4 separate regions of the Homo sapiens genome follow, and all the other regions are linked to region 3. Evidence: chromatin contacts called from ENCODE Hi-C or POLR2A ChIA-PET data. All regions are on one chromosome and are shown on one strand. Each heading gives the region's core, a stretch centred on a gene start or an enhancer-like site at or near the end of the contact. The rest is flanking DNA. Distances are from core to core; before and after follow the strand shown.

The links. Hi-C counts contacts between places; a loop is a spot of excess contacts on that map. ChIA-PET counts read pairs that join two places held with the same protein, here RNA polymerase II (POLR2A). Pooled maps may share reads with other maps.
Region 1: a loop to region 3 is called in a pooled map, with 9 times the contacts of the local background. The contact joins the enhancer-like site here to the promoter of PPP3CA in region 3. A Hi-C loop is called at or near these places in 5 of 37 single-sample maps with no recorded cell type and 9 of 50 pooled maps. POLR2A ChIA-PET finds 5 or more read pairs at or near these places in 2 of 52 experiments (B cell and activated CD4-positive, alpha-beta T cell).
Region 2: a map of psoas muscle shows a loop between it and region 3 (4-fold over the local background). The contact joins the enhancer-like site here to the promoter of PPP3CA in region 3. A Hi-C loop is called at or near these places in 1 of 168 maps with a recorded cell type or tissue (psoas muscle), 2 of 37 single-sample maps with no recorded cell type and 2 of 50 pooled maps.
Region 4: a loop to region 3 is called in a map with no recorded cell type, with 6 times the contacts of the local background. The contact joins the enhancer-like site here to the promoter of PPP3CA in region 3. A Hi-C loop is called at or near these places in 3 of 37 single-sample maps with no recorded cell type and 4 of 50 pooled maps.

Annotation. Positions count from the first base shown.
Region 1 is chr4:99,844,047-99,849,771 of GRCh38, reverse strand. The region is part of intron 3 of DAPP1 (dual adaptor of phosphotyrosine and 3-phosphoinositides 1); the gene reads right to left. Among named protein-coding and RNA genes, the nearest start is that of DAPP1, 30 kb to the right of the region's middle. Within about 2 kb of position 2,236, at least 6 of the 41 ENCODE cell types and tissues checked have a DNase peak (open chromatin) inside an H3K27ac peak, as active enhancers do; they include B cell, where a contact is called at or near this core.
Region 2 is chr4:102,551,952-102,558,055 of GRCh38, reverse strand. All of the region lies in intron 5 of NFKB1 (nuclear factor kappa B subunit 1), which reads right to left. Among named protein-coding and RNA genes, the nearest start is that of NFKB1-AS1, 53 kb to the right of the region's middle. Within about 2 kb of position 3,340, at least 5 of the 41 ENCODE cell types and tissues checked have a DNase peak (open chromatin) inside an H3K27ac peak, as active enhancers do; they include psoas muscle, where a contact is called at or near this core.
Region 3 is chr4:101,344,674-101,351,073 of GRCh38, reverse strand. PPP3CA (protein phosphatase 3 catalytic subunit alpha) reads left to right here and starts at 3,548. Exons shown (of 14, transcript NM_000944.5): 1 at 3,548-4,335. The coding sequence starts at 4,278. It overlaps PPP3CA-DT (PPP3CA divergent transcript), which reads right to left and starts at 3,297. Exons shown (of 2, transcript NR_033874.1): 1 at 3,065-3,297; 2 at 2,191-2,750. RefSeq lists silencers at 3,313-3,922, 4,393-4,752, 4,773-5,162.
Region 4 is chr4:102,686,146-102,692,609 of GRCh38, reverse strand. MANBA (mannosidase beta) reads left to right here. Exons shown (of 17, transcript NM_005908.4): 6 at 1,839-2,014; 7 at 2,926-3,036. Among named protein-coding and RNA genes, the nearest start is that of MANBA, 72 kb to the left of the region's middle. RefSeq lists an enhancer at 4,851-4,900. Within about 2 kb of position 5,114, at least 6 of the 41 ENCODE cell types and tissues checked have a DNase peak (open chromatin) inside an H3K27ac peak, as active enhancers do.

The sequences.
Region 1 (5,725 bases), core at 987-3,486, 1.5 Mb after region 3:
TCTCCCCACCCCAAAGTTATTTGATCAGCTGCCTTAATTCCATCTGCAAACTTAATTCCCTCTTGCCATGTAACAATATATTCACAGGTCCAGGGAGACATGTGGACGTCCTGTGGGGGCATTATCCTCCTACCACAGTATCAGTCCCTGGAGGAGAAATAGCCACCGGGGCCAGTTGCGCTGCAGGGTAAGGATCTCTGGGCTGGGCTGCTGCCTGAGCCTGCAGTGCTGTCACCTCTTGGTATTAGACAGCCACTGCCTTTCCAACGTGTGCATTTCCAACCTCTGTGAGCCTCTTCAGCGCACCTATCAGTCAAATTTATCTTTGTATCCCTACCACTTGATAGAGTTTCTGACATAATGAAGGCAGATGAGTGAATGAATTAATGAATGAATGCTACAGTAATGCAGGCTTGAACCAAGAAAGAACCTGGGATGAACCAGCCTCCCAGGTCCACAATTCTCCAGGCCTGAGGCAAGAAAGGACAATAACCGCAGGCATAACTTTTCAAATCTCTGTTGGAGGAACCCAAATTCTATTTTGAAAACCTCCTCTAAAGTTTAATTCAACAAAAGTAAAACAAAGGAAAATGGCATTGAGTCAACCAAGAGAGTAAAACTGACTGTAGATTGATTTTAACTAGTAACCCCACAAATGAGGCTAAACTAAATTGTGAGATGAAGATGACAAAGTACTTATAAAACGGCAACTTATACTGATAAAAATCTGGTGTCCTAAAAGACAGTTCTCCTTAGATGACTATTCTTGCCCAAGGAAGAGCCAATATACAGACTTCTTGGCATGGCTGTGAGGCTTAATGATTTCCCCTTCTGCAGAGATTGTACCTCCCAGTATACAGAGATAGGTTCCCTATAACCATGTTATACCTCCAGACCTGGCCCGGCCCTCGAATACCTGACCTGGTCACACTAATTGGATTCACTTCTTGGGGATCCACTTAATTGCTTCTCTAGAGAGAAGGTCCACCAACTCAATTTCTGAACTACATGAAGTAGACTATTGTTTCCTGCCTTTGACATGAAACCTGGTTTCAGAAAGGCTGAGCGGAGGTACACTTCTGAGACGATCAGAGATGAATCAAGACAGACACATCAATTGACTGAAAGCCTCAGACTTGCCATGATTACTAAGCAGATTCCTTGTTGTCTCTTGGTTGTTCAACTTGCCCTTAAATTCTGGGAGGGTATATTGTTAATATCCTTTTAAAAAATTCTGCTCCTGGGCAGGGCGCGGTGGCCCATGCCTGTAATCCCAGCACTTTGGGAGGCCGAGGCATACGGATCACAAGGTCAGGAGATGGAGACCATCCTGGCTAACACGGTGAAACCCCGTCTTTACTAAAAAAAATACAAAAATTAGCCAGGCGTGGTGGCATGCGTCTGTAGTCCCAGCTACTTGGGAGGCTGAAGCAGGAGAATCCCTTTAACCCGGGAGGCGGAGGTTGCAGTGAGCCGAGATCGTGCCACTGCACTCCAGCCTGGGCAACAGAGTGAGACCCCATCACAAAAAAAAAAAAAAATTCTGCTCCTGTTCCCTGTTCTTGTACCCTACTCACTTAAAAACAAAATCAAAAACAAGACCAAAAAAACCCAGCTAGCCAGAGCTGGTTTCTGTCATTTCCAATCAAAAGAAACTTATCAGCCGGGCGCGGTGGCTCATGCCTGTAATCCCAGCACTTTTGGAGGCCGAGGGGGCGGATCATGAGGTCAGGAGATCAAGACCATCCTGGCCAACATGATGAAACCCCGTCTCTACTACAAATACAAAAATTAGCCGGGCATGGTGGCGCATGCCTGTAATCCCAGCTACTCGGGAGGCTGAGACAGGAGAATCGCTTGAACCAGGGAGTCAGAGGTTGCAGTGAGCCGAGATGGCGCCACTGTACTCCAGCCTGGCAACAGAGTGAGACTCTGTCTCAAAACAAACAAACAAACAAACAAACAAACAAACTTATCTACTGTCGCTACCACAGACTCTTAATACTTTGCCTCCAAGGTCCAAGTTAGTGCCTCAGCTCGGGAAGAAAGGGACCCTGGGTTACTGAGATTCAGACCAAATGAACTCCAGGACTCAGCTGGGAGATTTAGAAAAAGGCAACAGGAGGCAGGGGTAGCAGAGCAAGAAGAATGAGGAAGACCAGTAACCACAGGCCTTGGAAACTTGGCTATAAGTTTCACTTCAGTTTCTGAACTACGTAAAGGTGACTATTGTTTCCTGCCTTTGACATGAAACCTGGTTTCAGCCATGCTTAGCGGAGGTATGTTTTTGAGATGATCAGAGCTGGACCAAGGCAGGCATTTCCATTTACTTTGACTGAATGGTAACTTACAGTTATGTGTAAGAGTTACATATATAACTGTATGCAATAATATGAAATTGCATTGAAGGACCCTTTATCTTGTATTCCAGCAGGAACTCAGAAAGAGAGTAAGAACAGTCTCAATTCTTAGGCATTGGTTTGGTATCTGAAATAGAGTGTAGCACAGGGTACACAAAACTCCTAAAGAAAAACTTTTGTTTAGAGTATTTATTTTATGCAGTGAGGTCAGTGCTTATTCATCAGGTACCCCAGCTAGCCTGTAAGGTGTTTGAAGGCAAGAATAATATCTGATTTATCTTTCTATGTTATCAGTGGCTCACAGGGCCATTTCACTCAAAACATTTTGTTGAATTAAATTAAAATCAGATCATGTCCATCCGTGTTTCATTACTGCCCTCAGGTTCAGAAAATAAGCTCTGCAACTGGCATAATGAGTTCCTCTCTCCCCTCCTTCCAATGAGAAGTAGATTTCTTGGGGTTGGTGGGAGAGAATAGGGTTATTCAAGATCTTTTTCCTTCCTTCTTTGCCACCTGCTCTGCAAATGGACTTTAAGCCTTGTTCATTTACATGTGAAGGGGTTTTAATATTTAATTTCCAGTCTCATAGGGTGAAGTGCACTGAACTAGGAGAGACATACCAGTTAGTCAGTGTAGGAGAAAATTCTGTTCAAATATCCAAGTCAAGTCACTATTTTTGGAGTGCTCACTTGATTCTACCACTTATATGAGTCCACTATGGAACTAGATTAAAGTTTGAAGAGGACATCACAAACATTTGATAAATGCAAATTCAATTGTCCCTAAACTAATTCTTTATTATTTATCAAAGAACGTACAGCTTTTGCATAGAATCTGATGGAATTAATAACCATAAAAGCATTTTATTAAATATGAATAATAATTATTGAATACTTATACTATGCTAAGAATCATTCCAAATGTCCTATGTGCCTAATTTCATTCAATCTTCACAATAAGTCATTAAAGTATGAGCTACTACCATCTAATCAGTTTCATAAGATGATGAAACTGAAGCTCAGAGAGATTATTTAACTTACCTGAGGAGACACACAGAGCCGGCAAATGGCAGAGGCTGGAGTTGAAACTTAGAATTTGTGTGTTTACTCATTATACCATAATTATTCTCAGCCTCAATCTAGTCACCATGGAAACTTCTAGGGCATGTGAAATACTGTGCTGTATTGTGGGCAAGAGTTGACATGTATAAATCAAAGTTTGAAGAAATTGATTCTTTAGGAGGCAGCTTGAGAAAGGAGATGTGAGTTTTTGCTTCCCCATTTCTAACCAGGCCTCAGTTTCTTCATTTATAAAGGAAAAATGCAATAGTCCCTGAGCTCCCTTTCAATTCTAACATCCTGTAAATCTAACTAAGCATACAGGCCCAAATAAGGGGAAAAAAACATCGAGAAGCTTCATTACCAAATGCTTGTACTGCTTCCTGTAAATGTACAATATTCATTTGAAATACTTTGTTCCTGCTGTCATTTGATCTTACCTCTCATTTTCCCTTTCTTTCAGTTTCTCTCTCAAGCTGTAAATTTTATTTTACTTTGTTATACTTAGACAGGCTGTTTGATATCCTTGCTGAAGACACATGACTAAGATGAGCCTGTATATTTAGGGGGATGTTTTCTTTTCAGCCTTTTTATGTTTTAAAGTTTCCTCTGGTATAATTTCTGAAATAGCAATTCATGTAAATAAAATGGGAATAACAATAAATACAAAGGCAGAAGTTAAAGTTGATTCACACTCTTTAGAACAATAGGTTTACTTCATGTACCAAACATGTTATTGTAGACTTTAAAGAAGAGATAAAGAAGAGACTGAGGGATAGGACTAAGACATGTGTTACAGCCCTGCCATATCCTACAATCATTCTACTACATTATTGTAGCAGAAATTCTTCCAAATTTATTAAAGGCCATGCTGTGCCATGGCAGCAATGTATTGCAGTGTCGCTGTAGGACCAATTTCAAGAGATAGCAAGGTGCCTGGAAAGCATCTATGCTTCAGGACCAGGTTAGCCCAGATTCCAATCTCAGCTCTGAGTTCTTCCAAATCCATTTAAGGCCACACTGTACCATGGCAACAATGTACTGTTATTGTGGGACCAGTTTCAAAAGATAGCAAGGTGCATGGAAAGCATCTATGCTTTAGAACCAGATTAGCCCAGATTCCAATCTCAGCCCTGATGTTTACCAGCAGTGAAAACTTGGGCAAGTGACTTAAAACCTCTGAGTTTTCCTTTCCTCATCTGAAAATAGGACCGTTGTATGCATTATTGTGGGTGGCTGAGATGAAATAAGTTGATGTAGGTGAATGCCTGGAACCTAGCAAACACTCTAAAAATGTTGGCTTAATTCCCTTCCTCAGCTGCTTTTTCCTTTTTCGAATAAAACTCATCTATAAACTGAGAACATTTTGTATTTTTGGCAAACATCCAAGGAAGTTTGGAAAAATTCTAAGTTGTCACTAGTTGTTTTCTGAAGAACCACCCAATTCTCAAATTAAAATTAATTTTAACCACATTATTTAAAAATATCACCTGGGTGGTGTCACAAAACAAAATAATAATAGCGGTAGCTGTCGTCAAAAGATTGGGAATCCCCATATCAAAACAAAAAGAGAAATGGAGATTTGACATTTACCAAAAAACCAGATGAGATCTTTAAAATTGGGAACCAATTATTATAAAGGGTAAGCACAAACATAGAACTTGACTTGTATTATATTTTTTCATGCCTGTTAGGTGATTACAGTCACAATACAATGTAATAAATTATACATGGCAATTTCATGTTAAGAATTATTGAAACATAAACAAAAGGTAATGGTAAAAGTAATTTTTTGTTCTAATCATATTTAGACATTTAAGCATAAAGATAAATGCCGTCTACATTTTCAAGACTATATATATGAAACTTAGCTAATTACAAGAGGCTACGACAAAATTAATAATGGACCAAACATATTTATACTAATAAAAAAGTTTCTCAAATTTTCAAGTCTATTTGAGTTTAGTTTAGAGTTCATGCACAGACATGAATATGTTTTATTTGATATCCTACTATTGAGACAGAAAAACTCCAACCGGCCTGCCCACTGAGGTGAAGCCTTAGGAAGTTCGTGTCCTTTGCAGTGGGGAGGAGCCTGGCCCCTCCTCTTCCTGTGAGGAACATAGAATTCAAACTGCTGGGCAGGAAGCGCTCTAGCTTCCCTGTTTCCCTCTTTTCTTTCTTTTCATCCAATAAAACCCTGCTTCACTCACCCTTCAAACCGTCTGCGAGCCTAAATTTTTGTGGCCGTGGGATGGAGAGGGACCCGATCTTTAGCTGAACTAAGGAAAAGTCCTGCAACACTAT
Region 2 (6,104 bases), core at 2,091-4,590, 1.2 Mb before region 3:
AAAAGTAAAAAAAAAAAAAAAAAAGGCTAGATATCAATGTAGCATCTCAATAGGCTATTTAAATTAGAATATGATTATTACACACCAGAGCAGAACACTGGTCTAAATTGGAGGCAGGGTTTCTGGCTGGGGGCTCTGGTTGCTGCACTGGCCCTACAGTATCTGGTAAAAAGGAATCTAACCACTAAGAGGTAGGAATTCTGCCAGCTGTGAGAAAGTGAAGGGAGGGCAACTCTCGAATAATCATCCTTCGAAAACTAAGGCAGCAGTTCTTCCCTCAAATTCCAAGACACCCCCTTGTACTTCTCTTTTCCCACCCTAACTGCTATTGCCCATTAGGCATTCTCTCTTGTACTGATGAGTCTTGGCACCAGACTCAGATATTTCCTCTATGCTTCATTTTGTTGTTTCCCTCAGGGATCCAGGATTTGCATTTCTGGTCCATCTCAATTTCACTGTCTGTTATTCCTCAAATGAGAGGGCCCTTCTTTGATATTCACTGTGGTGATGGATAGGAACAACTACCCCACAGGACTTTATCAGGGGTAGTCCTGATAGTAGTGCAGGGGTACACCTCCAAGATCTCAAACTAGTGGAGTATGTTTCAATAAAGAGCACAGGCTTTGGAGTAAGACATAGCTGGCTCTGAATCTGGGCTCCCATGACCATCTGGGGGACTCTGGGAGAGTTACTTAACTTTTTTACTTGCTTTCTCATTTGTAGAATGTGAATACAAATATATAATCTCTAAGTTTTCTGAGGATTAAAGGAGGTAAAGTGTCTAGTACAGTTTTTGCTATATCAAAACCACAAAATAAATGACAGCAATTCTTATTTCTCTCTTCCTACCTTAAGCAGATATCTGCAGTTGAGATTCTCTCTTGACTTTAATGAGAAGGTAGAAGTCACTGCGTGCAAGTTCCTTCACTCTCTCTTCTCCTTACTGTCACTGAGGCTCAAAACATCCCTGTTACTTCACATATCCTCTCCTAATTCAGAGAAACATGTTTGTTCCCTTTTCCAGGGCTAACCATTCTGTTTTTACCCTTAATGTTTATTCCTGATCTTCTTGAATTACCCTTCTCTTTCTCTCTTCCAAAGGATTTTTTCCCTTGTCTACAGATGAGCACTGCTTTTCTTCCTTATTCTAAAAAAAAGCCCCTTCTGGATAATGATGATGACAACTGTAAAGGTTAACATTAATTGAAACCTATGGGCTGGGCATGATACCAAGAAATACTGAACGATTCTTTCATTTGCTCTTCTCTACAATCCAATGAGAAAGGTTCTTAAGAGGAACTTAAACCTGTTTGAATGCCATTCTATTTCTCCCTACAAAGTACATAAGAAAATCTCTAATTACTAATGCTGAACCATTACCACTTAATCTGAGGCCCTTTGCAAATGTAAGTAATCCCCCGATCCATCAAATGAAAAAGTGTGTAAAGGTCATGACAGATTCCATGTTTCCAAACCCACTAGCCATTTATTATTCCTCAACCCTACTTGACCTCTTTGGGAATGGGATATGTTACCATTCCCTCCTTGAAAGTCTCCCCCAACTCCCCATTTCACTGGCTGCTTTTGCTAAGGCACTCTTCTTCCTGCTCAAAGAGATGTTTCAGCAGAGATCGATGCTCAGTCCATTTCTCACCTTTATCGTGATCACTCCCTTGACATTCTTATCAAGTCTCCTGGATTGAATTGTCTACTCCATGCAGATGATGGCTAAATTGAAATCTCATGTTCTCATCTTCTTTTTAAGCATGTGCAAAATTTCCAGCTGTTTGTAGGGTATCTTCCTGTCCATAATACCGTTACAGCTCAATGTGCCCAAAACTGAACTAATCACCTTTCTTCTCAAAGCTACTCCACCTCCTGGAAATGGAAATACAAATGCTGCCTTCTAAAAAAGTGCAGCAAAATCGTCTTTTCATCTTGGATTCCTCTCTGTCTCTTGTCTTTTATGTTTAACCAGTTGCCAAACTTCAGCTGAGTACCACCCCAAAAATCTCAGTTTGTCCCTTTCTTCCATTCTCATTCCTTAGTTTATCTATCTTAGCTTGAACTCTTAGTTTAGCTCATGAAGAATCACTGCAATTCTTCCAACTAGTGTCTCTGGGCCTTTCCCTTCCAATATCAGTTAGCAGATTGCTACCAGATTTGTAGTCCTAAAGCACAATGCTGCTGATAATTTCTCATTCCTATATAAAATTTCTATAGCTTACCCATTTTCTAAAAACATACAGTTTAAATCCTTGCATGATTTGGCCTTATCTACTATCTCCAGCCTTCTTACCACCCTTGCCTTCCACGTGCTCTTCATTCCAGCAAATTATTTACTATTCTCCATTCGATCTCAGAGATTTCTACTTTTGAGCCTTTGCTGCTTTTTCTGCTGTGCTGTTTTCTCTCGTTAGATCTATGCTTTCATACATCTCTCCCTTGAATCCTTCTATAATCATCCCAACTAGCCGACTCTTAGAAATTTATCTTTACATTAGAGCAATTAGGTCATTTACTCTTTCATTCAAAAATTATCTTGTTCAACAATTCCCACATGGCAGCCGCAGGTGCTGGTTATGCTGGTGATTCAGGTATTTAAGGGCATATCTTCGTCTCTCTATTAAATGGATTGTTTCCTGAGGACAAAGGCACTATTTAATTTTCTCTGTTTTTCCAACCCCTAGAACAGAACCAGTACCTACTTAATCAATATTTGTTAAAAGAGCTAGTGAATAAATAAATAATTGTCTCCAGGCTACACTGAAAAAGGAGGGAGCAGAAAAGTGGTGTTCCCAGGCAACATTAGGAAAGGCTGAGGACAGTGGGGCCCAACAGGCTATCCAGCTGTTGAATGGTTACTGTCCTTTGGCAGGGTTCATCTCCCTAATCTAACTCTGAGGGATCCCTGAGGAGTTTCTGCAAAGTCCTAGCAAAAGTTGAGTACATGAAGCTGATTAACTTTTGGAATTTTACTAACTCCTCTGCTTGAAACCAGTTAGGAACACCTAACCCTGGCAATATTCTTATTCCTAAAAGGATTATTTTTTGAAGCCCTTGTACTCCCTTATGCTTTTCTACTTCGAGAAGCAATTTTCATTTACAGAGACACTGGCTGCAGAGATGCTAAAACATCTTAAATGTTTATAAATTCACCTCTCAGGTATTAATAGAATTCGACCTTGAGACACAGTTTTCCTATTGTGTGGGGGCTTGGCCAAGGAGGCAAACAATCACCAAGGGTTGGCTCTAGGTAAAACCAGAAGCGAGACTCAGAGATGTACTGCCCTGGCTGCTGGCCCTGTGTGATCTCACATTCACCACCAGCAGGGAGACTCCGCAAGACAGCTGCATGAGGAGGGCTTTCTCCATCAGCGTCCTAGAGACATGCTGTCATTCCCACTGGAACACAGCCTTAACTTCACAGTGTCAGTTTATGCTTCTGAGTCACTGAAAAATATCCCAGGAGTGCAAAAATAGGAAACATTAAACTCCCTAAAGTTGTAATTTAAGTATGATTCCGCTTGGAGAAAACAACAGGGATGACAGCACAGTTTATAGAGAGTCTGAATAAACTGTGCTTAACATAAATGTCTCAAAATTCAAGAATTTTGAGAATGTTCAAAATTTTCATTTCGGTATAATGGAAGAATGTTCTCTATTACACCAAATACATTTGTGTCAGGCACATCTTTTCCCAAATGTGGCATATTAAGCTTACCTTTCTCAAATATGTTTTAACTTCTTATTTATTTATTTACAGGCCTAGCCTGAAGTCTGCAAATTTTCAGATAAAAACATTTGGGTTAATTTTTAGTGCTGCAGTAGGTGGCCAGAGTTCTAGTCACCAGGTACTGCTATGATACTGCGTGAGTCACCTAACCTCTTTGGGCCTTTTAATTCTTCATTTGCAGAATCACTAGATAATGTCTCACTCATTTTCCAGCTCTAAAATTCTATGATTCCTAGTCATATGCATAGGACACAGAAGACAACATCCAAAGATCACATTTTCAAACTACAAAAAAAAAGTTTACCATCACAGAATTTCTGAGTTGGAAAGAACCTTATAGGTAAACTTAACTTTAAAATTGTGAACATTTTAAATACATTTCACCACAATTACAAACTGAGAAAACATACAATCAACACTCAAATTACCTGTTGCAATGGGACCTCTGATAGCATGGAAAATCAAAATTTAGAGACAAAGAAAAACCTTCATGTTAGGCAAAGATTTCAACTTTTGTCATTAAAACTGAGACTGAGTACCCAAAGTGTTTATTTTCAGTAAATCCAAGGAGGGCCCTGCCCTGGGTAGTTAAGTCCTGATAAGAATCTGTGTGTTCTGAGGATATGTCAGAAATGCTTCAATTACATAAGTGGAGAGAGAAAAAAAGACACGCAAACAAAGATACACTGAGAAATTTTAATCTAAGAGATTTTTTAAAAATCCTAATAACATAAAAATAATTAGAGGAAGTAGAACACATTAGATATGATCAAAGTGTGTCCAAAACAAAAATTCTAGGTTTCTCATTTATTCATTGAAAATAGAAATTATTAATGTAAATTTCTAACATTCTTTTAAAATGATTTTAAAGTCTTTAAACACATTGTTTTTGACTCAAATTTAATTTAAAATAATTAAGAATATCTCTGACTCTGTGATATCCAAATTTACTTGGGATTGAATATCACTGATTTCTTTTTTCTTAAAGGTATACAACCACCCTCATTATGTATTTTTCTTGCTTAGAAAATCTATTTTATCACTTTCACTGAAACCCACTGGCTAGAGAAGCAATTAGGTTCTTAATTATTGAAAATACTTAGAGACATCATTCGGTGTAGAATCTCCTTTGTACTACAGTAAATACAGCTGCCCTGTATAAAAATTTGGACCATGTTGGGAACAAAGCCAATTAACTGTCCCTTTCTTCAGAAGGAAAGTACATAAGATAAAGAGCATTTCAACTATTCTATTGTGATTTCCTGTGGAAAGCCCCTACTAAATTAAGAGAATTACAAGTGAGTAGAACTGGGAAATTTTCTTTGATTTCTTGGTGCTACTTTACTGGTCTTTTTACACTCTAGACATTAATAGGGCAAAAGAGAACACAATCTAAGTGTCAGACTGAGGTTAACCAAAATATTGTACCATCTACGTACTATGATGTAAACAAAAGTAGGAAGGGGGGAAACACCAAAGTTTCTCAAAGTTCTAGGATCAGCCAGTAATTTGGAAAAATGGTAGTACTTTAAACCTGCAAAAAAAACCCTTTTATGTCTTAACTTTATGTTGTTCAGCCTGTATAAACTGACTAAACACAAAGTATATGAAGTAAGTTATACATTCTACAGCTTGGATAAAGTAGTGTGTAAGCTATTAATTTCTATTATTTTGGGGGATCTGTCAGAAAATTGTAATTGTCCTATAACCAAATCTTGATTATCCCTTGTTACAGATTTATCAAGTTAAGTAAACATCTTTCTAAGGGCATACAAATAAAAAAGAAAAAAATTACTTATTGTAATACAAGTTAGCTTCCCTGCCCTGTAGTCTTCCTGGTCATTTTTGAACCAATTCAGTGACAATGAACTCACTTTGTCCTGAGGCAATACATTCCATCCTCAGACAGCCCTGACTGTCAGCAGCAACTGAAACCTCTATCGCCTGGGGCTTCCATTCACCGCTCCTTATTTCATCCTCTTGTGACAACAGGACACATTTAATCCTTTTTTCCCCATCACAGCCATTCATATATTTGAAGACAACCAAATCCTCCAGGCTATAAATTTCTCAGGCTCAGTAACTACTCCTCATTTGAATGAAGTTTGAGTTCTCTCACCATTCTGCTCTGAAGACACTCAAGTTGGTTTCTATTTCTCTACAAATGTGGTGCCCAGCAGTACTACACTGTATTCCTGGTGTGGCCTTTCATCACAGAGTGCAAATGAGACCACCACTTCCTTGGTCTTATGTATCGTGTTTCCATTAATGCAGCCTAATGAGGAATTACTTGTTTCGTAGTCACATTGCATTGCTGGTTCATGTTGAGTCTGTTATTAACTAAAACTCCTAGATCTCTTTGCATGCG
Region 3 (6,400 bases), core at 2,299-4,798:
AATTTGGTAATATTAACTAGTCTAACAAACATATCTCCACATTGTAATGGAGTAACACAATAAATGAGTAAAGCCTAATGCCTATTTTCTTAGTAACTGGGTAGTATTCCTCTATGTGGTAATTAAGGGACTCTCGTCTTTGTCTCTGGGGTTCTGCCTGCCCTGGGTCTTAGAAGTCTCTGCATTCCGCTAAGGATGGGAGCCCATAGACTAGAAAATGTATATCTACTGCTTAACTGCCTTGTCCTGAGAGTGACCAACCATCTTAGTCCACAGTCCATTGATCAGAACTGGTCACATGGACCTTCTTCGAGGAAAGAAGGGTCAGGCTAGAAATGGGAATCCCTCTCTGGGCAGACACTTCCCAGAGTGAATTATACTAAGGGAGGGAAAACACATTTTTTTGGTAGACAAAAAGTTGTCTTTTTTCAAGCTTTTCCCCCCTCCTATTTCTTGATAAGCAGGACATTGCCAAAGTCAGCATCTGGGAACTGAAGTAACCCCTTCAAAATGTAAATTCCAAATATAAAGTATTCTCATGCAAGCAGTAATATAATTATGGACTGCTAGGGCAGTCTAACACGGAGGTTCCCAACCCCTGGGCCACAGAACAGTACCAGTCTGTGGCCTATTAGGAACTGGACTGTACAGCAGGAGATCTGCAGCAGAGTGAGCAAACATTACTGCCTGAGCTCTACCTCCTGTCAGATCAGCAGTGGCATTAGATTCCCATAGGAGTGCAAACCTTACTGTGAACCGTGCATGCAAGGGATCTAGCTTGCCCGCTCCTTATGAGAATCTAATGCTTGACGATCTGAGGTGGAACAGTTTTATCCTGAAACCACCCCCAACCACCATCCATGGGAAAATTGTCTTCCGCGAAACCAGTCCCTGGTGCCAAAAAGGTTGGGGATCTCTGGACAGGACAGAAAAAGAATGGCAGTAGGAGAGGGTAGGACATCTGAAACAGTAACCGAATAAAAAAGATGATCTGTCTGTCTACTTCAGGAGGTCAGGTGTATGAACACAAGTAGTCCCTAGTTAATATGCTGCCGTCCTGTTTCCTTAGAGCAGGATCCAATTTTGTTTAAGAGGTGTCAGTGTTGCAGCAGTTATGGAATCATACACAGGCATTAAAAGTTCATGTTGATAATGTGTTGGGAAGTGATTGTGAGTCATAACTTTTTCTTCCCATACATACCTTAGCTAGGAGGTGTCCTAGACTTGTAGCGGACTAAAGGGTGTGCCTGAAAGGTGTGCCTTTATTTCCTATCTGTATCATGTAATTTTATATGGTGCTGACATTTTAAGCCTTCTGATCTTGGTTCAAAGATGTTTATCCTATACCTAGTAAAAAGTTATTCCAAATAAAGGTGGGAACTTCATTTTTTTCTAATATGTAGGAGAGAATGTCTTGGCCTTGGAAATGAGCATCCCTGGACATGGTTTCCTGGTCTTTCTGAAGCAGGCCCTCTTCACCCACAGGTCTTGGCATCGCTCCCTGTGTGCCATCTGGCCAGGGACCAACTTCCCAAATCTGCCTTAGCAACTAGCTCTGCCCGTGCTCAGGAGGCTGTTTCCAACAACCCCTTCCTGAGATTACAGTGACCTCTCAGAGCTCATAATTTTATGTTCTCTGAAAATTTTAGGCTTTATTGAGGGCAAGGACAATTTTCAAATACACTCCCTCCCCACCTAATTACCCACCACAAAGTCTGGCATATAAATAAAAGGAGTACAGAAAATATCTTTATTGAATGAATTGTCTAATTGCCACCCAGTATCCTGGGGTTGGAAATTGGGCAGCAGAATCTCAGTGCCAGTGGCAGCCTCCCTATCTTGGTGGGACACACCCTGCGTCTGCTCCTTTTGCTAGGCCTCCACAGAGGTATCTAGTGTGTGTTTCTATTCCGTGCAGTCCACATCAAAGTCACGCTGCAGCACAATCAGTCTCTTACTCAAAATTGATTTTCAAGTTTGAGCTTTAATCTAATCCTTGTCTCCAAAACATTTCTTTTGGCTTCATCTCCCAGCTCCCTAAACTTTTTTTTTTGTTTTTGTTTTCTTTGTGTGTGTGTGTGTGTGTGTGTGTGTGTGTGTGTATTTTAAACCTTTTATTGGACCCGTGGTCCAATTGAGGAAATAGGAAAAACCTGATACTGAAGGACTTTGGAAATAAAACAGGAAACATGAAGGGTGAGAAATTTATTCAGATTTCTTCATAATTCCCCCCAAAAGCTCCAACCACGTTGCCAGTCCTTGGGTGCTGCAGTTGGTCGGGGAGAGGGGCTGTGTGGAGGTCACCTTCTGGTAGACGGAGACCCGCTTTTCAGACTCTGTGGCGCAGCAGGCGGGCCAGGAACATTTGGGCCACTATTGCTCTTAGCCCTGCCGCGCCTGACTTTCTCTCCTCTACTTTCCTTCCGACCGTAGGGACAAGTGTGGGGATCCGCTTTGGGCTCCAAGGCCCTGCCCGCACTGGCAGCACCAAGCGGGTGTAGAATGACTGGAAGGAGCAGGGAAGGAAGATGGGTGTCAACTGTCCCGGCCAGTGGCTGCGTGCATGTGTGTGTGAACAGGGAAAAGGCCACCCTCTCCCATGTTTCTCCCGTCTCCTCGGTTCTCCTCGGAGACCCGCAGGGCTGCCCGAGGTAGCTCCGAGTTGCCCTGGGTCGCTGGGGCTTGGTCCGCATCCTCCTCCGCTAGTCCGCTCCCGCGTTCCACAGCGCCCCGCCGCTCGGTGTGCACGCCTGGGTGGGACACAGTAACAGCCCCTAAGCCGCCAACGCAAAAGCAAAAACAACCGTACACCGCATCGCAGTCGTAGCTCTTCTCCGCAAGGTAAGTTGTTTATTCGTCGCCGTTTTGGCGATCCTCCCTGGACAGCTGCGGCAGCGACGGCAGCTGCGCCGCGGGCGCCGAGCTCCCAGCCTCTTCCTTCCTCCGCCCTCTCAGGGCTGCCTCTCACCCCCACCCTCTTCCCTCCTATCCCCGCCTTCTCTCTTCTTGCCCTCTTGTGGGCCACGCACACACCCGGAGACACCCTCTGCACTTGGCTACTCACACTGCGGCTTAACCCAGCCGACAAGGCACGCTTGCCAAAGAGGCGCGGGTGTGTGTGTGCGGGGTCCGCGTTCGGAGGCCAAAGGAGGGTGGCGTGGTAGAGCCCTTCTCCTCCTGGCCGCGACGCCTTGCCCACTCTCCTGCCCTAATCTCGGCCTGCCAGCAAAAGTGACACCTGAGCAGGGACTGGTCCGTAGAGGCGGCAGGCCCGCTGGTCCGGCAGCTGGAAGAAAACAGAGCAAGGGGCGGGGACAATGAGGAGGAGCGGGAGGCGGGACAAGCGGGGAGGCCGCCACCTGGCACTGAGTGATGCGCCCTCTAGCCAATGAACGCGAGGAACTCCGGCGTCGGGGCGGGAGGTCGGGGGCGGGCTCAGTGGGGAGGAGGAGGCTGCAGGCGCGCAAGAGGCGGGGGCCGGGAGGAGGAAGGGGAGGAGGCGGAGGCGGGCGCGGTGTTGGCGGCGGCGGCGGCGGCGGAGGGGGGTAGGTTGTGCCCGGGACTGTGTCTGCCGAGCTCGGCGGCTGTGCCTTGGTGAGTGGAGGAGCGGCGCGGGGAGGCAGAGGCGAGCGCGGGCGATCGCGGCGGCGGGACGTCTCCGGCGGCCGCGGCACCAGCGGCGGCGCTCTGTGTGGAGAAGCAGGGGCAGCGGCAGCAGCAACAGCGGCAGCGGCAGCAGCAGCGGCAGCAGCGGCGGCCGCCTCTCCGCCGCCGGGGACGCCAAGGTGCGGCTGGTGGCACTGACATCGGCGGCCCTGCCTCTCCTCCCTCGCCCCCGGCCTTCCCCATGTGATCGGTCTTAATCCTGGCCGTGTGTGCGCGCGTGGGGCTCCATTCCGCGGTGCTGGGTCTCCGTGCCGGGGTGGGTGCTCGTGTGTGCGCTTCTCCTCCCCATCCCCCTTCCCCCAAGAATAAAAGAAGAACCGGGAGGCGTGCTCAGAAAATAAATAAATAACCACCACACACGCGCAGCCCGGAGCGAGTCGGCGGGGCTGGCGGCAGCGGCGGAGGAGGAGTGAAGGCGGCGGCGGCGGAGGAGGGACGCGCGGAAAAGGCAGCAACTTTAAAGCCAGCTCAGAGCCTAGACCTCCAGCCGAGCGGTTTGCAGCGCGGCGGCGGCGGCGGCGGCGGCGGCGTTGAGTGTCTGGCCCGCCGGTCCGGTCGGGGTGTGCAGTCGGACGGACGAGCAGCGCGTCGCTGTCCTCCGGCAGCTGGAGATGTCCGAGCCCAAGGCAATTGATCCCAAGTTGTCGACGACCGACAGGGTGGTGAAAGGTAAGCGGAGCGCCGCGGTGGCCTGGGTGCACCGTGTGCCGCAGGCGCCAGGGCAGCTTGCCTCGCCTCGCCTTTCCTCCCCTCCCCCGCCCCAGGTTCTCCTCTGTCCGCTCCAGCCGCGGACCTTCTAGGATATTGTGCAACCCGCGAACCCCGCGAACCCCCCGCCCCCGCGGCGCCCTTCCCCCACGCGTCCCACCCAGCCTCACTTGGGGCATTTTTATTGACGGGGGCGTCAGTTGGCAAATGGCTGAGCCGCGGGGAGGTGGCGGCGGGGGTGGCGGTGGTGGGAGGGGGCGCCCGGGGGGTGGTTGCTGGTAGGGTGTAGCTGCTGTGACAGAAATAGGAAGTGGGTGGCTCTGCTCACAGGCTTGCATGGGATCGGGTTTATGGTTTTCTTCTGCAGAGGGAGGGGTGATTGATGGCTTTTTAAAAATTAATACGGCATTTTTATGTGGCCGTGGCTTTCCACCGACTGCCTCACTTGGGCAGGGTTGTCTTGGAGCTCCATTGCAGCAATTCCCTCCGCGCCCCCCTCCCCCTCCCCCTCCCCCTGGAAGGGCCTGCACAGGACTCGCGAGAGAGCGGGAGAGCGTGGGGGGAGCCCGGCGCTTCCTTCCGCGCGGGGCGGGGGCGGGGGCGGTCGCTGGCTGGAGGGTGGCCGCGGGGGGCGCGGGAGGCGGGGAACGACCTGAGAGCACCAGCCGTTGCCGCCCCGGGATTTCCCCCGCACGCCCCGGGGAGAGACACGAAAACCACTTCTCCAGCCTCTCTTGCCATCCCCGGCTGTCCCCCGCCGACCTGTCATTGCTCTTAAAGGGTTCTCCACTCGTGCACACCTCCCAAGTGATAACCTCATTCCGCCTGCTTCCTCCGTGCCCTGGCATCCTTTTTGTAACGGGCTGTTGGATTCCTATTATTGCCTCCTCTTCGCCGCCTACGGGATGATAAACTCCTGGCAAGGATGCACTGAGGTTGCTGGCAAAGAGAAACTGGGATGTGCGGAGTGAGGAAGGGGACAGGCTGTGGTTGATCACTCTGTCGCACGGGAATCTATCGGCCTCCTTGTATTCCTAGGTGTAGTGGGGGAGGAACCATCCTATGAATCCTGGAAGGCTGAGGCAACAGAGCAGAACCACTTGGATTAAGTAGTATCTCACATTCCTGGGGGTCAGGACACCAAGCAAAGCAGAGATGGGCATGAGCTGTGCGGGGAGCGGGCCTCTGAAATTGGAAACAGCACTGGCTGGTGTAATGTGTGTGTGTTGTGTGTAGAACAGAGATGGTATCTAATGTGGCCAGAGCATGCAACTAGAGTGCAAGGCAATCAAGTCGTTTGCACCATGAGCACTTAAAAGTGAAGTAACCCAGCAGCCCAAAGACCATGATACACAAGTCCCTCTGGGGTTTCAGAAATGATTCTTTCTCCTTAGAGGTTTACTCAGTTTTTAAAGTAATTTTTCTGTGTGAGTGGTGGTGGTGATGGGGGAAATTACGTTCCCTTTTTTCAGAAAGAACAAAATATCTTCTTTTGTTTTGGTTTTACTGGAATCATTCCTGCTTCAGCTTCGGTGCAGGATTCATATACCCATGAAAATAATGAGGAAATAGCTCTGCAAAAATGATTCGAAATAGGGCTGCAGAGAGATGCACAGCTATTTTATTTTTCCTGCAGGCATGGATTTTCATGGAAACAGTCCATTCACATTTATTTGAGAGAGCTGTGTTTTGCATGAAAGGCTTCTGTTGACATTTTCAAAAATTGAGACCCTTTGCAGAAATATCAGAGAATGACAATTATCTCCTTAATGTGTGAAGTTTAGATGTAGCTCCAATCTAGGTTAAGATCAAAACAATGTAAAGCTTATAATTCAAATGATACTAGTGAACGTGTTGGCAATTAAAAAAACACTTGTGCACACATAAGGTCACATTCCCTGTTTTAAATCATAGGATGTGGATTCTTAATGTAGGTGTAAAGTCATCAGGTGAACATGTAAAAATAAATGTTTATACTTTCTGGCTTAGTTTCTCTACTGCTTAAAATGGAAGAGCCCACTCAACC
Region 4 (6,464 bases), core at 3,865-6,364, 1.3 Mb before region 3:
CCAAGCTTTTTTGAGATCTCATGACCAGTTTCTTCTGCGTAACTTTAAAAAACGGTCTGTTTTTCCACCCAGCTCTTGTCCCAAGTCTGTCCCAGTGCTCTATCTTGTTTAAAAATAAAAACTAAACACAAAACCAAACCCGGAGACATTATACAAACAATATAAATTTGACAGGAAATGGAGGACAGAGTCATACTGCGCGTATATAAAACTCTACTTCAAAACCTCTTCGAAACATTCTGACAACCCCAAACTCTGCACCCAAAGTTCATCCCTCATCTTTCTTCTTTCCCTATAATTCTCCTCTTCGGTCTTGTTTTCTCTTCTTTCTGATCAACACTCTTCTTTGCCTCCTCTCTGTTCCTGGCTTTTCCAAGTGGCATTTTCTGGGGCTTTTTGTACACAGAGAGATTTTATATCTTTCTGCTTCTTTCATATTCATCCTTGTATATCACTGTGCTGGGACCTTTAGCAATTCTTATAAAATGCAGATCTGGTCATGCTCTTTGATGAAAAATCTTCAATGACTCCGCATTGATCTGGGGTGAAATTGCCAGACTCCTTACCTGTTCGAAAAGACCCAGTGTCATTTGGACCGTGCTCAACTTTTCAATTATGCTGACCCCCTCATCAATTTTGTTATTGCCCAAGTTCCTTGTTTTCCTTGTTATGGCATTGCTGTCTCACTCATGGGCCTTCACATGCTTCTCTGTGCCCAGAATCCTTATCATCTTCCTCTGTACTTAGCTGAGGCATCCTTCTGGTCTCAGCTAGATACCACTTTCTAATGAAAGCATTCCTTGGCCAGGCATGGTGGCTCATGCCTATAATCCCAGTGCTTTGGGAGGTAGAGGCTGGAGGATTGCTTGAGGCCAGGAGTTCAAGACTAACCTGGACAACAAAGTGAGACCTCATCTTTACAAAAAGTAAAAAGAAAATTAGCTAGGTGAGTGGCACATGCCTATAGTGCCAGCTGCTCAGAAGGCTGAGGCAGGAGGATTGCTTGAGCCCAGGAGTTCAAAGCTACAGTGAGCTATGATTGTGTGACTCCCGGGGCAACAGAGTGAGAACCTGTGTCAAAAAAAAAAAAAAAAAGGAAAAAGAAAAGAGAGAAAGCCTTCCTTCACCCTCTCTGTATTAGCTGTGCTTTCTGATGTCCTGTTTTTATTTCTCAGGACAACCTTTTATTTCTCCTGTCCTGATATTATTATGCTTTTGAATTTGTCTATAGACTTTTAGTTCATGAGAGTAGGGGCCATGTTTATCCTGGTCACCATTTAATTCCCATCACTTAGCAGAGTATATGGCACATAGAAAGTCCTCAGGAAATATTTATTGGATAAATTATCTACATTTAAAGTATAACTTTATTTTTTCACATTTGATTAATTTTAATACATATAAATTTATACCTTATTACATAACTTTAAAACCCATTTACATTATAAAGTAAAATACTATTACTTTTTACTTTATAAAGTATTTTTACTTAATTAAAAAGGAACAAATGTGTATTATTCTTGGAAAATTTATTTTATCTTTCCATTTGTCATTTTCTGTTTATGCTCCATAAAGTTTTTATGACTTACAATCATAACATTTTTAGAGTGGAAGTCTATGTAAAATATACCATTTTTGTTATTCTTCTTCAGAATGAAGGATTAAACTGAAGATTAAAAGAAAATTTCCACGAAGTTTTGATTATGACAGCATTGTGGAGCACATACTGGGTTTGAAGCTGCTTTAGTCTTACCTTCAATGAATCCTGAGAAATGCAGTGATAATGCTTAGCATATTATATATATATATATATATTTCTTTTTCTTTTTATATTTTAGATAAGAGTGCCCAGGAGTGGAATCTGGAAATAGAGTCTACATTTGATGTTGTCAGCTCAAAGCCAGTTGGTGGTCAAGTGATCGTAGCCATCCCTAAGTTGCAAACACAACAGACATACAGCATTGAACTTCAACCTGGGAAAAGGATTGTTGAGCTATTTGTGAACATTAGCAAGGTAAATGATGGTACTTCCTGAGAAGCACTGGATGAAAAGCAATACCTGTGCTAAAGAAATGATTAGAAAGGAGGGACTAAGTATGAAAGAAAATTCTACTTTCTCTGCTTATATTTGTCATTTTCTTCTCTATTTTAGTCTCTCATATATTTTCTGTGAGTATGAGCTAAAGAATGATTTTCCCAAACTTTAAGATTAAGAAAATAGAGAATATATTATTAATTTGGCAATTCTTTCTCTCATTTTATTTTTATCATTGTATTTTAATTTTCTGTAGTATTTGTAGTATCCTAAAGCCAAAATACATTCTATGGATTATATTTAAATAGCAGTGGTTATTTTTGATACTTGTCAATTATTTTGATTATTGATACTTATTCTACATGCACAATTTTAATTCTAAACTCATGATCTTTCATATATCAAGGTAGAACGGATTATTTTTATCTTTTCTTTTTCTTTTTTCTATTCCTCTAATTGATAATTGTGTACTGAAAAAGGTGGAGCAAAATAACATTCAGTAGCTGTTGAGATAAAGTAAGAACTCAAAATGATTTTTAGTTTTTGGCTTGAAAGAAGAGTCAACTTCAGAGTCCCATTTTAAGTGTTAAGAATGTGGAATAAATGTAAGCTCGGTGTTAGGGATAGGGAGAGTTGTTTTTCTGAACACTCATGTTATTCTGTTCTTTCCTTTTGCTTTTGATGTATTGATCCATGCTAGATTCCCAGCATGCTGATTTTTAAATATTATCAATGAATTGGTCTGATTGGGCATAATATAGGTGGGGAGACTTACATTGTTTTAGAACCTAGAGTTTTGTACTTGACTATTTGAGAAATTGATGTAATGCTTTGAGCCTTTTTTGCTGAAAATATGACATATTAGAGTGACTTTTAAATTTTCTTAAAAGAATATTACTGTAGAAACTTGGTGGCCTCATGGACATGGAAACCAGACTGGGTACAACATGACTGTTCTTTTTGAACTGGATGGAGGCTTAAATATTGAAAAATCAGCTAAGGTAAGTAAGTAATTTAAAATATTTTGTGAAATAATTTTATTTCTTTTAAAAATAGTAATACAGATCTTCATGGGAAAAGAAGAAACCGTCAAAACTCTTGTGTCCCCACCCATCAGAGATCATCTTTAGTAACAGCATTCAAAAGCTTCTCTCTCTGTGTGTGTATATATACATACATATATATACACACACACATATATATATATATATATATTTTTTTTTTTTGAGACAGAGTCTTGCTCTGTCACTCAGGCTGGAGTGCAATGGTGCAATCTTGGCTCACTGCAACCTCCACCTCCTGGGTTCAAGCAATTCTCCTGCCTCAGCCTCCCAAGTAGATGGGATTACAGGCACCCGCCACCACGCCCAGCTAACTTTTGTATTTTTAGTAGAGATGGGGTTTCACCATGTTGACCAGGCAGGTCTTGAATTCCTGATATCAAGTGATCTACTGCCTTGGCCTCCCAGAGTGCTGGGATTACGGGCGTGAGCCACTGCGCCCGGCCTTATATTTTTAAATGGATCATACTTTAGATATTATTTTGTCAATAAGTAGTCTCCTGCTATGATTTAAAATTGTACCTTATATCAAAATAATACATGTGTAATTTTAAAACTCAAATATTACTAGTAAGTTTATATGAAAAATAAGACCTCTTGCCCATCACTTCCTATTCTTACTTCCTACTCCCCAGAACCAACCATTTTTAACTTTTATTTATTTCCTCTGACATTCTTCTTCATTTTTCTGAATAAGGTGCTTCTACTGGTGTTTTCTGATTTTTCAGTTTTACCCATTTTAGGATATAGCACTAGGAATTGGAAAGAACTGCACTTTGTTATTTATTAGCTATAGGCTACTTACTTAATCTCAAAATATGTAAAATAGGGACAATAAGAACGAGATGGCTTGGATCTGGCTTATAAGAGTCATGGCATATAGTTAGTAGAAATGGTATTAACCCTCTTCAAAGATCTCCTCCTCTCCCAGACACCAGCTTCGGTGTTTACAGTTGGCTGGTGTCACCTCTTACATTTGGTATTTCCTCTCCTGTGGGCCAGACAACATGCTAAGGATGGAGATATGTCCTTCAGGAGTGCATTTTCTGTTTTTCTTTTGTTCAATCATGCTGTGTATTTTCTGAGACACTGTGAATGTGTGTGTGTGTGTGTGTGTGTGTGTGTGTAAGGGGGGAGGGGAGAGAGAGAAAGAGTGTGTATGTGTGTGTGAGAGGGGAAGAGAGTGTATGTGTGTTTGTGTGTGTGTGTGTGTGTGTGCGCGCGCACGCACACATGCACAGAGTTATGTACAGGGAGAACATCCTGGACCCGTCTTAAGGGCCAAAGCATTCACTCTTGTCGTACCCCTCTTGGCTGAGAGGATGTGTGCTGTCTCACACAGTGAGTTTGTTGTGTGTTGTTTTCATGAAAATGTAAAAAATAATGAGTCATTCCAACTTACTACAGAGAAAGAAGAGGAACTTCTGTCTTTTTCTAAGGGAAATAATTCTTTTACATTCAGGCTAATATGACTGTATTATTGTTCATTACACATAAAGATGCCAGCCTTTGAATCGAGCAGCAACAGGAGTTTGCTTTAAGGAGGATGTTTAACTGCCCCACACCTTGAGTTAATGCATGTGTGTGAAATGTGCTCTTTGGCTGTGGCTGCCGTAGAGTTGCTATTTTTTGAGGCTGATTCATTCAGTAAATACTTAGGGCACACCTACTGTGTTTTGGCTATTTTGCTAGGTGCTGGTGATAGAGCTGTGACTAAGACACTGTTTCTGTTTCTCTCTGAGACCTTAGTAGAACTAATGATCTGATTGGGAAGTTCAATCATTAAATGAGCCATTGGAATATATTAGCACTCTAGAGATGTAGAGAGTGCCATGGAAGTGCAGAGCAGGGGCATTCTGGGAAGATTCCCAGAGCCTGTGTCCTGAGGGATAAGTAGAATTTGGCCAAGTAATGTAGCAAAGAGGCGGAGGGAAAAGAACGTGAAGGCCCAAGGACTAGAAAGGATGTTGTGTGTTTGCAGAAGTGAAAGAAATTTCAATGCAGTTGTGGTTGAGTTTGAAGTTGAAGAACAAGAGATGGTGTTGTAAAAGTAGCTAGGACAAAGTCCTGCAGGGCCTAGTGAGCCACGTGAAGGAAGAAGCACTGTCCTGAGTGCTGCCAGGATTCTTGGAAGGATTTTAAGGAGGGGGTAAGGATTATATGCATATTTTACAAAGATTGTGTAGATCAGATTGGAAGGATGGCAAGAGTAGGGGACCAGTTAGAAGACTGTGGTGGTGATTCAGACAAAAAATGAGGATTGGTTGGTCTACAGAACTGCTGAGGAAATAAATCTGAAAGAGATTTAGGATATAACCTCAGCAGGCTTGATGATGTGGGGGTGGGAAAAAAGAAGGAGTTAGGAATGGTTCCTCAGCTGCTGGTTTGGGCTGCTGAACAGGCAGCCTCTGAACAGGCAGGGCAACTCTGTTCATTGAGTTACATTACTCAGAAAGAAGAGAAGGTTTGGGGGAAGGGGTTGGGTGGAAATTATTTCAGTGTTAGATGTGTTTTGTGTGGGGTGATTGAGAGACACCCAAGGAATAATATTTGATAGGTGTTTCATTAGATAGATCTTAAGCTTAGGGATTGCATGTGGGTTAAGGATATAGATGTGTAAGTTAGCAGAATGTAGATAATTGTAGCCATGGTAGCGGATGAAATACCTCAGGGATGGCACAGAGAAAAGAGCTAGGACAGAACCCCAGGCAGTCATAATTAGTAAGGTTGGGGTTTGGGGAGAAGCCAGTAGAAGAATCTAAGAAGGAATGGTTGACGAGGTGGAGGGAAAACCAATTTGAGTGGGGAGTCACAGAAACCAGAGGGAAAGAGTGTTTTAAGAAGCAAAGAATGTTCAGAGTGTTGAATGCTGCAAGGGAGTTCAAGTTAGAAAAGAATTGAGAAAGATTCTTTAGATTTGGTGGCAAGGAGATTACTGGTCACCTTGATCAGCATGGAAATCAAATTGTAGTGGGTTGAGGAATGACTCAAGGTATGGAAGTAAAGACGGTGAATATAGGCAACTCTTCTGAAAGCGTCTGATTGGAAACTATGCTTAGACCAGGTGGTAATGGTGGCCAGTTGGGATCAGATTGGCTTCACATAGGCAACTGAACAAATAAGTAAATATATTGAAGTGGTGGAAGCCAGCCTTTTCATGAATGGAGAAAGGTGGTATCAACATAGAAGGGGGGAAAGCTACAGTGGATTCAAATTGGAGCTAATAGTATGAAGTTATGATTTTCAGTATGTGTAGACAGAGAAATAAATGTCTTTGTAAATGCATGTGTATGTGTGGGTAGACACACACACACACACACACATTTCCTAGTTCTTTTCACACATTTCCTAATCCTTTCTCAGAGCGC